2 separate regions of the Homo sapiens genome follow, and region 1 is linked to region 2. Evidence: chromatin contacts called from ENCODE Hi-C data. All regions are on one chromosome and are shown on one strand. Each heading gives the region's core, a stretch centred on a gene start or an enhancer-like site at or near the end of the contact. The rest is flanking DNA. Distances are from core to core; before and after follow the strand shown. Region 1 has its middle 23 kb from the start of INPP5F. Region 2 overlaps GRK5 (G protein-coupled receptor kinase 5).

Region 1 (6,298 bases), core at 3,227-5,726, 440 kb after region 2:
GAGAGTGCCTATTTATTTTATTCTATAATTATATAAAATATCTACACAATTTCAAAATCTAATCTACAAAGCAAGGTATATTCAAATAAGTCTAGCTTATATCCCTGTGTTCTCCAACCTGTTCCCTCTTTTCCACTAAAGTTAGCAATTTAAAATTTATATTTATTTTTCCTTGTAATACATAAGTAATAATATACCTAGATTTATCTCCCTCCTTACTCAAAACTATACACATTTTCCCTACCTTGCTTTTTTTTATGGTAAAATATGCATAACATGATGTTTACTATGTTAACTTTTTTTTTTTTTTTTTGAGACAGTGTCTCTCTCTCTCTCTCTGTCACCCAGGCTGAAGTGCAGTGGCGTGATCATGGCTCACTGCAACCTTCACCTCCCTGGTTCAAGCAATTCTCCTGCCTCAGCTTCCCGAGTAGCTGGGACTACAGGCACGTGCCACAATGTCCAGCTAATTTTTGTATTTTTAGTACAGACAGGGTTTCACCATATTGGCCAGGCTGGTCTTGAACTCCTGACCTCAGGTGATCCACCCGCTTTGGCCTCCCAAAGTGCTGGGATAATAGGCATGAGCCACCGCGCCTGGCCGGATTCTTTCTTTCTAACTGGTAATATTCTTGTGCTGCTTTTCAAAATTAGAATTAGAATATTGGCATTAAAAGAACCCTGAATCCAGTGTTAAGTCGATCTTCTAATTTAACTTTCTCTAGACCACATATTTATTTCAGTCAACATTTATTAGACACAGTGCATTGAGCACTTAGGATGCATCAAGAACTGTGGGGACTGTGGGGACACAACATTGAATAAAATTTGCTTCTACTCTAATTAGTGAAAAACATCAGATTGTAATTACTTGTTTGACCTATGACCCAAATGTTTTATTATTAGATTGTGCTACTGACTGAAATCTATGAGTATACCGTGAGCATAGTTTTGAGTTGTAAAATTTCACTTCCTCTTTCTTTCTCCACACTTTTACTATTGGTAATACTGTATCAAAATTTCCCCTTTTCTTCTTTGTATTTCTCTTTTTCATAAAATTAAATAAGAATACCGCATTTCACAGATTTCATGAAATCATCTGCCATCTACTCAGAAAAATGACATCTCAAACCTTTTAAGCACCAGAATAACTAAATCCATACTTGCAGTGAGCCGAGATCACACCACTGCACTCCAGCCTGGGCAACAGAGACTGTGTCTCAAAAATAAAAATAAATAAATAAATCCATACTTGATGGCCCAGAGCCTAAGATTTGACATTAGTACGCAGCACAAGAGATCAGCAGGTATGGCAGGGATATGAAGATGTCTTATGTGAATGTGGCATTAGATCTAAAGAAGGAATTGGAGCTGTATTCAGGTAATCAGGACATTTGGGTTCCAGTGCCAGGTCCTCCCACAAATTAACTGGAATACTTTGGACAAATTCCCTAAACATTAGCTCTTCATCTGTAAAATGATGCTGCTAAACTAACTGAAAATCCCTTTTCATATTAAATTTCTACACTTTGATGATTCTAGAGAGAACCATAAGAAAGAGAGAGTGAAATAGCTGGGACAATTAGGAAACTGAAGAAGAGGGAAAAAATGGGGGCAAAGGACAATTCTAAGAACAAAGAAGGTGATAAAAATAATTCAGAACAGCAGAAAGTGAGATAGTAAAGTAAAATATGGTAAAAAGGAGAAAATAAAACATTAAATATTTTCTTGGAATTACAAAGATAAATCACATGAGATTTCATTTTTAAGCCCAAAGAGAAAGAAGAAATCTGGTTATTTGTATTTCTCTTGCATAAAGAGGCAATCTTCAGGAGTTATTTTGACGTGTCTCTCTATGGTTTCTCAATTCTAAAGAAAAAGAAAAGCCGGGCGCGATGGCTCACGCCTGTAATCCCAGCACTTTGGGAGGCTGAGGCGGGTGGATCACGAGGTCAGGAGTTTGAGACCAGCCTGGTCAACATGGTGAAACCCCGTCTCTACTAAAAATACAAAAAATTAGCCAGGTGTGGTGGCACATGCCTGTAATCCCAGCTACTCAGGAGGCTAAGGCAGAAGAATCACTTGAACCTGGGAGGTGGAGGTTGCAGTGAGCCAAGATCGAGCCACTGCACTCCAGCCTGGGCGACAGAGCTAGACTTCATCTCAAAAAAAAAAAAAAAAAGAAAAGAAAAGGAAAAAAAAAAGAGAGCTGATGTCTATCTCTTTGAGCTGTCAGATTGTTAAAACTAGCACATAGCAGTTATTGAGTGAACAAATGCTTTTGTAGGAGAAGGTAGAGAAAGAATATTGTGGGGTAAAAGGAGGTAATTGGGGTCAGGAATGAATCATTCAATTTCGTTGGATTGCTTCCAGACTCAGAAAGAATGCTTACATTTCATGATTTCATCCAACCTCCAAACAACGCCCGGGACAGATCAGGGGAATAATGCTTAGCTCTCAGCCACCTGACTTCCATGACAATGGGTCCCTGTTGTGGGGTGTTGTATGAGTGGCTTATTCTGATTCTGTTGGTCGGTCAGAAATTTGCTGAGGTGCAGAGGCAGCACTGCACAAACGGAAAACGGTAGCTCCTGAACAAACCGCTGCTTGGTGCAAAAGAAAGGAAGGAAGCTTCTGTCCCTGGCCTTTCTCATCCCATCCTCTACTCCTTTCACCTGTCCTAGTTGTGTTGCTCTTGGGGTCAGAAGTAGGGTGCATATGCCTGTATCTGTAGTTTACCCTTTACCCTCTTAGGGTCCGTGAGACTTTGGCAAGTTCCTTCTGTGCTCTGCCCTTCATTTTCCATGTCCCTAAATGGGAATGGTCATGTGTATTAAACAGACTGATGGTGTCTACCACAGTCTTAAGCAGAATGGAAGCTCAAATATGTTAATTATTTTTACTATATGTTTTCTGTCTGTGAACATCCCTCTCCTTTCCTTCTAAAGGATACATGAACTGTTTAGAACAAAACACTCCATTTCAGGACAAGTTTCCTCTGGAAAAAAACAAAAAACAAAACAACAACAAAAAACACAGTTACCAGCTTCAAGGATGGGGATGTGAAAATGTTGTAATGGAAAAGCTGCATATAGAGAGAGAGTCTGTGAGACGGTAAGTTTTAAGTCATAGATAATCATGAGTCTTAGAGGTGGGAAGAACATCTAGAGAGAGCTTATTCAGAAAGACATTCTGGGCTATTTCAACAGTAAAGATGATGCTATCTCCATTTTTGGGGGGAGAGTCATGGCCTTTGGTAGTTTTGAGTGTATTTACCACTAGGTAGTAATATCTTGTTTTCAAACTGATTATTGCTGACTGAATCATGTCCCCTTAAAGATATGCTCAAGTCCTAATCCCCGGTACCTATGAATGTGAGTTTATTTGGACATACATCCTTTGTAGATCTAAAAAAGTTAAGATGAGGTTTTACTGGAACACTAGTTCAATGACTGGTACCTTTATAAGAAGAGAAAAATTTGAACACTGATACAGACACACAGGGAGAGTGCCGTGTGACAAATGAGACAGAAATTGGAGTGATATATCTACAAGCCAAGGAACACCAAGAATTGCAGGCAGCCTGCGGAAGCTGGAAAAGGCAAGGAAGGATTCTCCCTTGGCGCCTTCAGAGGGAGCCTGGCCCAGCCAACACCTTGATTTTGGATTTCTAGCCTCCAGAATTGTGAGAAAATACACTTCTGTTGTTTACTGCCACCCACTTTATGGTCATTTGTTACAGCAGCCCTAGAAAACCAATACACTGACCAAATGACCACATCTCTTTGTCCCCTCTCTTATTTTATTTATTAATTCACTTATGTTTTATAGAGATGGGGTCTCACTATGTTGCCAAAGCTGGTCTCAAACTCCTGGGCTCAAGAAATCCTCCCACCTTAGCCTCCCAAAGTGCTGGAATTACAGGCATGAGCCACTGTGCCCAGCCCCCTCTCTTATTGTAATCAGTAGATTAATCCTGGTTCTCAATAGCCTTGAGGTTTCTGATGGAAATTTTAATATAATTATTAACATATTCTTTGTTTTTGAGACGGAGTCTTGCACTGCTGCCCAGGCTGGAGTGCAGCGGCACGATCTCGGCTCACTGCAAGGTCTGCCTGTTGGGTTCACGCCATTCTCCTGCCTCAGCCTCCCCAGTAGCTGGGACTACAGGTGCCCGCCACCATGCCTGGCTGATTTTTTATATTTTTAGTAGAGACGGTGTTTCACTGTGTTAGCCAGGATGGTCTCTATCTCCTGACCTCGTGATCCACCTGCCCTGGCCTCCCAAAGTGCTGGGATTACAGACGTGAGCCACCACGCCCTGCCAACATATTCTATTTTTACATTAAAATAATATATATTTGGATTGGGGAAACCTTCTGATGACTGAGTTGGTAAGCTCCTAGGAAAGACAGAAACTCACTCTGTAGGCCCCATCCTGCACAGCTAGTAGATGCTGCAGGGAGAACTGGGCATCCCCCAATGATGTGATGCTTCAGTTTCAACATCTGTAAACGCTGCTGATATTTCCTTCCTGCTACTTCAGAATAAAAATACGTCTTTAAAGTATTTTGAGCTCTATGGAGCCTGCTGTAGAAATTTAGAGGTAGCATGATAATCATCCTTCATCTTCGTTTTTTTTTTTTTTTTGAGTCTTGCTCTGTCGCCCAGGAGGCTGCTTTTTTTTTTTTTTTTTTTTTTTGACTGACCTTCCCTTCTTCTGAACTTGTTATTCACATCTTGTCCTCAAGACATTTTCTCCTTGGTACCGAGCAATAATTTTTGTTCTGATGTCATTGGTGATTCCGCACCTATGGAAAGCTGTTATTTTCCATTCTATCAGGAACTCAGGTATTTATTTCAATCTGTTCGTAGCAGAGAAGAATATTTCTGTTGAATGTATTCCTGTTCTTGTCAGGTTGTAAAGATGAGTAGAATGGGATGCCTCCCTAGCGCTGTGAGTTGTTGTTGTTGTTTGTAATATGTGAAATTGATGTAAACCCTCCTGACTTCAAGTTTTCGAAACCTCCCACTACTGCAATGAGTCAGATAGAACCAGGAACTGACACTAAGCTGATGACCCGAAAAGGGATCCATTGCTGAATTACACCATCATTAGTGAGAAGCTCCTGATCTCCTACTTTCTAACTCCAAGAAAGGTTCTATTTGTCGGTTGAAAGAGAAACTCAGCCACAGGTGGTGGGGTACGTCTATAATTCCAGCACTTTCGGAGGCTGAGGCAGAAGGATCACTTGAGGCCCGGAGTTCAAGAGCAGCCTGGGCAACAGAGTGAGACCCTGTCTTTACAAAAATAGATAGGGATATTTTTGTATGCTTCCTTTCTGGCTCCAGTATAACCTTCTTCTAGAGCTTCTTTGTCCTCAAACCTTAAGGAAAATATGAATAGCTATTCGGTTTTGTTTTTCAGTGTGTACAACCTTTGGGCTCTTATTCTGTCTGCAAAATTTAGACGTTTTTGTTGCTCATTGCTCACCTTCTTAATTTTTTTTTGTTTTTGTTTTTGTTTTGTGAGATGGAGTCTTGCTCTGTCGCCCAGGCTGGAGTGCAATGGCGCAATCTTGGCTCACTGCAACCTCTGCCTCCTGGGCTCAAGTGATTCTCCTGCCTCGGCCTCTCAAGCAGCTGGGATTACAAGGTGCCTCCCACTCAGCTAATTTTTGTGTTTTTGGTAGAGATAGGGTTTCACCATGTTGGCCAGGCTGGTCTCGAACTCCTGTGATCCACCCACCTTGGCCTCCCAAAGTGCTGGGACTACAGGCGTGAGCCACTGCACCCAGCCACCTTCTTAATATTTTTAAGAGGAAGATACTTTCCCACATTAGGTGTTGATTATGATTGACATTTTTATGATTTAAAAAAACCCTGTTTATTCTTAGTGGGCTTACTCATTCAGAGAGTCTGAGTATTATTTTTAGCACACAGCAAACCTGTTATTTTAGATTAGACTAATAATGAAACTAAGTCAGTTTCTTGACTTTTTTTTTCCACTTTCTCAGTTAAAAAATATTTTCAAGATGTCTCTGAAAGGATCTTATTGATTGATTGACTGAGACTGGGTCTTGCTCTGTCGCCCTGGCTGGAGCTCAGTGGCACGATCATAGCTTACTGTAGCCTTGATCTCAAGCGACCCTCCAGCCTCAACTTCCTGAGTAGCTGGTACTACAGGCATTTGCCACTACACCTGGCTGATTTTTTTTTTTTTTTTTTTAAATTTAGTAGATACAAGGTCTTGCTTTGTTGCCCAGGCTGGTCTCGAACTCCTGAGCTCAAGCAATCC
Region 2 (5,623 bases), core at 161-2,660:
TTTAGGGATTGAGGACATGGCAGGTAGATAGGCAATAAAAGCACCGAACCAGCCTTAGGTTCTATAGCAAGGAGGTCCAGCACCGCTCGTGGACCCAAACTGTCCTCCAGGAAAGGCGGGAGGCAGCTTAGGTGACCTCTGCACGTGTTTTCAAAGCTGTGGTTTTGGTTGGGAGTTTCATGCTGGCTCAGCCACACAAACAATGACATGGAACAGGGAGGCGCTCCCATGTCAGAAGATGGGTCCTCTCCACCCCAGCTCCTCCACACTCCCCACCCCCCACAGCCCAGCCAGGTCCAAAACCCTACATGCTGCCTCATAGGAAATGGGGTCCCCTGAGGAGAAGGACAAAAGCAGACAATTCCTGAGGACAAGAGGAAGAGGAGGACGGAGTCTCCCTTGTTTGTGCTGATTCCCAGTGAGCATCCTCTCTGGAGCCCACTGGGGTTTGGGACTTGCAGGGTGTGTCACTAAATGGCAAGGAACAAGGTAGAGACGGCTGGCACTCACTGTCTCTGTTGTGGACACTGGCCTCACCCACAGCTCCATGCACACGCCTAGATGCAGAAATTTTCTGTATTGGTTGTTTATCCATCACCAACTTCTAAAGCAGCAGATGGGAAAATGGAATGAACAAAGTCAACTTTAGAACAAGCTTTGTGTTAAATTGAGTACACATAATTCGATTATTTTAAAAACAAAGCCCAAGCAGTGTTTTTCTGTTTTTTTGCATGCAGTGTTTTCCGGTGTAAAGAGAATTCACTGCCGGAGAAGCCCCAGCTTAGCTTCCTTCTGCCCCTGGGCAGCCCCGTTGGTTTCAGCAGATGGTCCTGATGTCTGAGGACCTGCCACAGTTTGCGCCAGTCCTTCCTTTTGCTACTTTTGTTGCCCAAGACGAGGTGTGATTTAGTGGTTAAATGCCAGAATGCTGGGCTGGCTGGATTTGAACCTTACCTCCTTTGAGATTCAATTAGGATGTGACCTCCGACAGCTTAATTTCCCTGAGCCTCTGTGTTTTCATCTGTAAAATGGGTACGATAATAGGGTTGTTGAGATTTGGCAGGTGATAAATGCTGACCAAGTGTTTGCTGTTGCAGTAGTTGTTATGGCAGTTGTCGTCACTGTCCCCAATGTCATCACTATCATTCTCGTCATCTCAGGACACTGAGGAAAGGCTGAGCTAGTAATGAATAGGGTTGGACTGGTGCTGCCTCTTTAGTGCCTAAGAAACGCTACCCTGGCCCTGTCTCCAGGCCTTGATCTCAAGGTGGGATTCATCCATCATCCACCACGGCCCAGGAGCCAGCTGTCCTCACTTCTGGGGTGACTTGTGAGTAGATAACAAAGGGGGTGCCCTCACCCTGCAGCGGAGTCCCCATGGGCCTTGGGGCCCAGAGGGAGATGGTATCTGTTTCCCATGGGCTTCCTGTCACAGGCAGATGACATCTGCTCTCTGCTCAGGGTAGATTTGGGGGCCTCTGCCACTGGCTGACTGGAACTCTCTTACCTCATTCTAGACTCTTCCAGGCAGCTTTCTGTTTGTTCTCTAACAGAAACATAGAAACAAACCAGCATCTTTTCTAAACAAAGAGGGACTTTTCACAGGAAGTTTGATGACCTGACGCGTTCCCCCTGCTTGTTGAAGCACGAGCCTCTTCTCTGACAGTTAGGGTGACTTGCTGGAGAACAAACAATAGACAATAGTTGTGGCCTACTTCCCGTGAGAAGCAAGAATGGTACAGGTGGATGTTGGGAGCCCCCAAACCCATGGAAGGGGTTTCCTGAGGACGTCCTATAGTCCCTGAACATGCAGCCGAGGGTTCCTGGGGTAGCAGCACCCGTGTGGTTAGCCCTGTAATGGGCTCACATTATGAGGCTTCCGTGGGTAGGCCCTGTTCAGAGAGCTTTGCGTGCTCTCATCCTGGGGAGTCAGGGTTAGGTTTAGGGTCAAGACTGATATAATGGCCAGGCACAGTGGTTCACGCCTGTAATCTTAGCACTTTGGGAGGCCAAAGCGGGTGGATCACCTGAGGTCAGGAGTTTGAGACCAGCCTGGCCAACATGGTAAAACCCTGTCTCTACTAAAAATACAAAAAAATTAGCCGGGCATGGTGGTGTGCTCCTGTAATCCCAGCTACTTGGGAGGCTGAGGCAGGAGAATTGCTTGAACCCAGAAGGCGGAGGTTGCAGTGAGCTGAGATCGCACCACTGCACTCCAGCCTGCAAGATGGAGTGAGACTCCATCTTAAAAAAAAAAAAAAAAAAAAAAAGTTGCTGAGTTGGCTCTCCAAGCCTCTTTCTCAGAGCCACCTTGGAGGGGGCCAGCCAGCTCCAAAGCCTGGGGTGTTGGCCTTTGGGAGGGAGGGGGCCTTGTGCCAGTCCCCCACACTTTGTCTGCTCCTCCAGCCTCCTTGGAGTACCTTGAATGTACCTTCCTATTGCTGTTCCCTCTGCCCAGAGTCCCGTGCTCTCCTCTCCACATTCCTTCACTGCTCATTGGCATTCAGGGTTGGGCATAAATATTACCTTCTTGGGGGCCTGTTATTTGCATCCTAACTAGCAGGGCTCCTTTGCAGCCCACTGCCAGCCCTGCCATTCTTCATCACAGTCCTCTGTTCATCTCTTTGCCACTTGTCACCAAAATGTGTAATTGTACCTTCATTGATGTCCAGTCAGCCTTCTGTATCTGCAACTTTCACATCTGTGGATACAACTGACCGCAGATTGAAAATACTCAGAAATAAAAGGATGCTTGGGTCTGTACTGAACATGTACAAACATTTTCCTTGTCATTATTCCCTAAACAATACGTTATAGCAACTGTATACACATAGCACTTACATTGTATTAGGTATTAGAAGTAATCTAGAGATGATGTAAAGTGTATAGGAGGATATGCATGGGCTTTATACAAATACTACACCATTTTATATCAGGGACTTGAGCATCCATGGACTTTGCCATCTGAGGGGGGCACCAGAACCAATCCCCTAAGAAACCAGGGGACAATTGTTCACCTCCATGACAGGCCCATAAGCTGCTCTGTGCAGGTGCAGGTCTGTCATGCGGCCCACAGCCCTCTCTGCAGAAGACCCTCAAATGCTGGGGGAATGCACAAATTAGCTGGGGGGCAGTCTCTAGGAGATTTTCAGCAGTTTCTCCTGAGAGGTGTGAAGCTGAGAGTTAAGTAGGGTTTTGTAGGTGTAACAATAGGCATTTTCCTTCCAGCAGCTCAAACTGCAGTGTGCTTGGCACGTTAGTGCAAAGGAAAAAAACTCACTTCATTCTTAAGAAAGCTCTGGAAATTTCATCTGTGTTTGAGTGAGTTGGCATGCTGGGCCCCTGGCGGAACACAAATGTGGAATTTGAACTCTACCCTACCTCAGAGAGCAAGGCTGAAGCGATAGGATGAAATGCATTTAAATGTCATGAGTGTTATTATTAGTCGTAATCTTATCTTTGTTAATAATAATAACAGGACCCGCCTAGAAGTGACTGAATAGCAGACCGGGCTTTCGTAAGTAAGCTCACACTGTCAGATAGCACCAGGACCTGGGGTGGCGCCGGCGCCGTTAGGGAGGGAGTGTTCACCGGAAACCTGCCCGGGCCACACGTGTACAGCCACATCCTCCACGCCCTTTGGGCGCTGGTCATTCAGAGAGGCCCTCTCAGACACGCCTGGCCTCTTTAGAGGCTCTCTCATCCCCTCGAGCTGCCAACACAATCAAGGGTCTGCAGGTTTGGGAACTCCAAGGCAGTTTCTCTTTACCAAGTTCTCTGCATAGCCTTTTGCCTTCTATTGTTTGCTGTCCCAGAGACTGGCTGAAACAATGTGTTTCCTACAGATTTTGTTTGCCTGCATTGACTTCTTTGTTTAGCTCTAGTAAACAGACATTTAGCATATACAGATCTGCACACTTGACAAAGAGGAATTTGGAGCCCTGGACGGGGTGGCTGCACTGAGTCACCAGCTCCTTGAACCTGAAGACCTTGGATGGTCCGGAGCTCGTAAATGACTCACCCCATCAGTGCTGGGCTGGTGTGTGCGGGGTTTTGTCGCCACCTTTGGCAATGGAAGAGGGGAACGTGGGGCCTTTGACTCGTCAGGGAAAAACAGGTGTGTGAGCACTAGGTTGGTGACGAGGTTTAGCAGCAGGTGGACTCTGGAGCGTGACTCTGGAGTTGCCAGTCCCAGCTCCAGCACTTTGATTAGCTGTGTGACGTTGGGGAAGTTGCTTGCCTAATATGTGTGTGTTTCCTCATCTGTGAAGACAGCACTAACCTCGTAGGTACTCGGGAGGCTGAAGGAGTTCATCTGTGGAAATCATTTGGCATGATGCCTACTCTTATTCCTTGTCTGTGGGGCCCTGTTTTGTGGGCTTGCCACAGTCTCATGACTCTGCTGGGAAGAGCCTTCCTGCGGGCCCCCTTGAGCTAGGAATAGAACCTGGATTTCTGGCCCTGTAGGCTGACGCGGCCCTCCTAGATGTAGTGGTGATGCCCCGTTCAGCAGAGATGGTTCCAAATGTTCTGAACTTCTGCCTTGTATGGGACCCTGTGCCGGCTGAATCGCATGGTAGCTCAGGGCATAGATGCTAAATGGGACGGTCCTGGGTTTGCACCCTGGCCTCTGCTCTCACCAGCTGTGTGAGCTTGGATGTGTTACTTGTTACTCAGAGCTTTTCTCATGTGTAAAGCTGAGTGCATGAGGCCGGGCGTGGTGGCTCACGCCTGTAATCCCAGCACTTTAGGAGGCTGAGGTGGGCGGATCACCTGAGGTCAGGAGTTCAAGACCAGACTGGCCAACATGGTGAAACCCTGTCTCTACAAAAATACAAAAATTAGCCAGGCATGATGGCGGGTGACTATAATCCCAGCTACTCAGGAGGCTGAGGTAGGAGAATCACCTAAACCTGGGAGGCGGAGGTTGCAGTGAGCCGAGATCATGCAGTTGCACTCCAGCCTGGATGACAGAGCAAGATTCTATCTCAAAAAAAAAAAAAAAAAAGAAAGAAAGAAAGAAACAAGAAACTGAGTGGATGAGATCTCTATTTCATGGGGTCGTTGCGAGCATTAAGTGTGCTAGTGTTTGTGAAGAGCTTGGGCGGGGCCTAGCACAGAGCCCTGCATAGTAGAGGTTTTGCCCTGACCCATGAGCTGAGCATTGGAAATACCACAGAATCTGGAGTGGGGAGCAGAGGAGGTGTCATGGTCCTTAAGGCCTGACCTGTCAGATATTCACAGTTGTCTGTGTCACTTGTTCTCGCATTGATAGACCTGGAGGGACAGGGAGGCCAGCCCGTTGTGGAGGGGACTCCGCAGGCTGAGGGTTGATTCTGGCTCTGAGCAGGCTTCAAGCAGAAGCTGGCTAGCCCCTTGGCAGGGAGGTGGCAGTCCCTCTCTGACGCCTTCCAAGTCCTCCCCAGTCCTTCTAGGATTCTTTTACGGAACCAAAGATAATAGTCCCCTTTGATACCACATACAAGCCAGTCGTATTCCATGCCTCGGAATATGAACAAAACCAGACCGGCGATGGCTTAAGCCTCATTGAGAGGCCCATTTGGATAGCAGGAGATTACATGGGGTCATGAGTAGACAGAATGTGGATTTCCAGAAGGTGCCT

Evidence for each region. Hi-C counts contacts between places; a loop is a spot of excess contacts on that map. Pooled maps may share reads with other maps.
Region 1: a loop to region 2 is called in a map with no recorded cell type, with 10 times the contacts of the local background. The contact joins two enhancer-like sites. A Hi-C loop is called at or near these places in 2 of 37 single-sample maps with no recorded cell type and 5 of 50 pooled maps.

What each region holds. Positions count from the first base shown.
Region 1 is chr10:119,699,620-119,705,917 of GRCh38, forward strand. No RefSeq gene overlaps it. Among named protein-coding and RNA genes, the nearest start is that of INPP5F, 23 kb to the right of the region's middle. RefSeq lists enhancers at 4,319-4,368, 4,379-4,428, 5,059-5,338. Within about 2 kb of position 4,477, at least 6 of the 41 ENCODE cell types and tissues checked have a DNase peak (open chromatin) inside an H3K27ac peak, as active enhancers do.
Region 2 is chr10:119,267,586-119,273,208 of GRCh38, forward strand. All of the region lies in intron 1 of GRK5 (G protein-coupled receptor kinase 5), which reads left to right. Among named protein-coding and RNA genes, the nearest start is that of GRK5-IT1, 62 kb to the left of the region's middle. RefSeq lists enhancers at 1,135-1,364, 1,495-1,744. Within about 2 kb of position 1,411, at least 12 of the 41 ENCODE cell types and tissues checked have a DNase peak (open chromatin) inside an H3K27ac peak, as active enhancers do.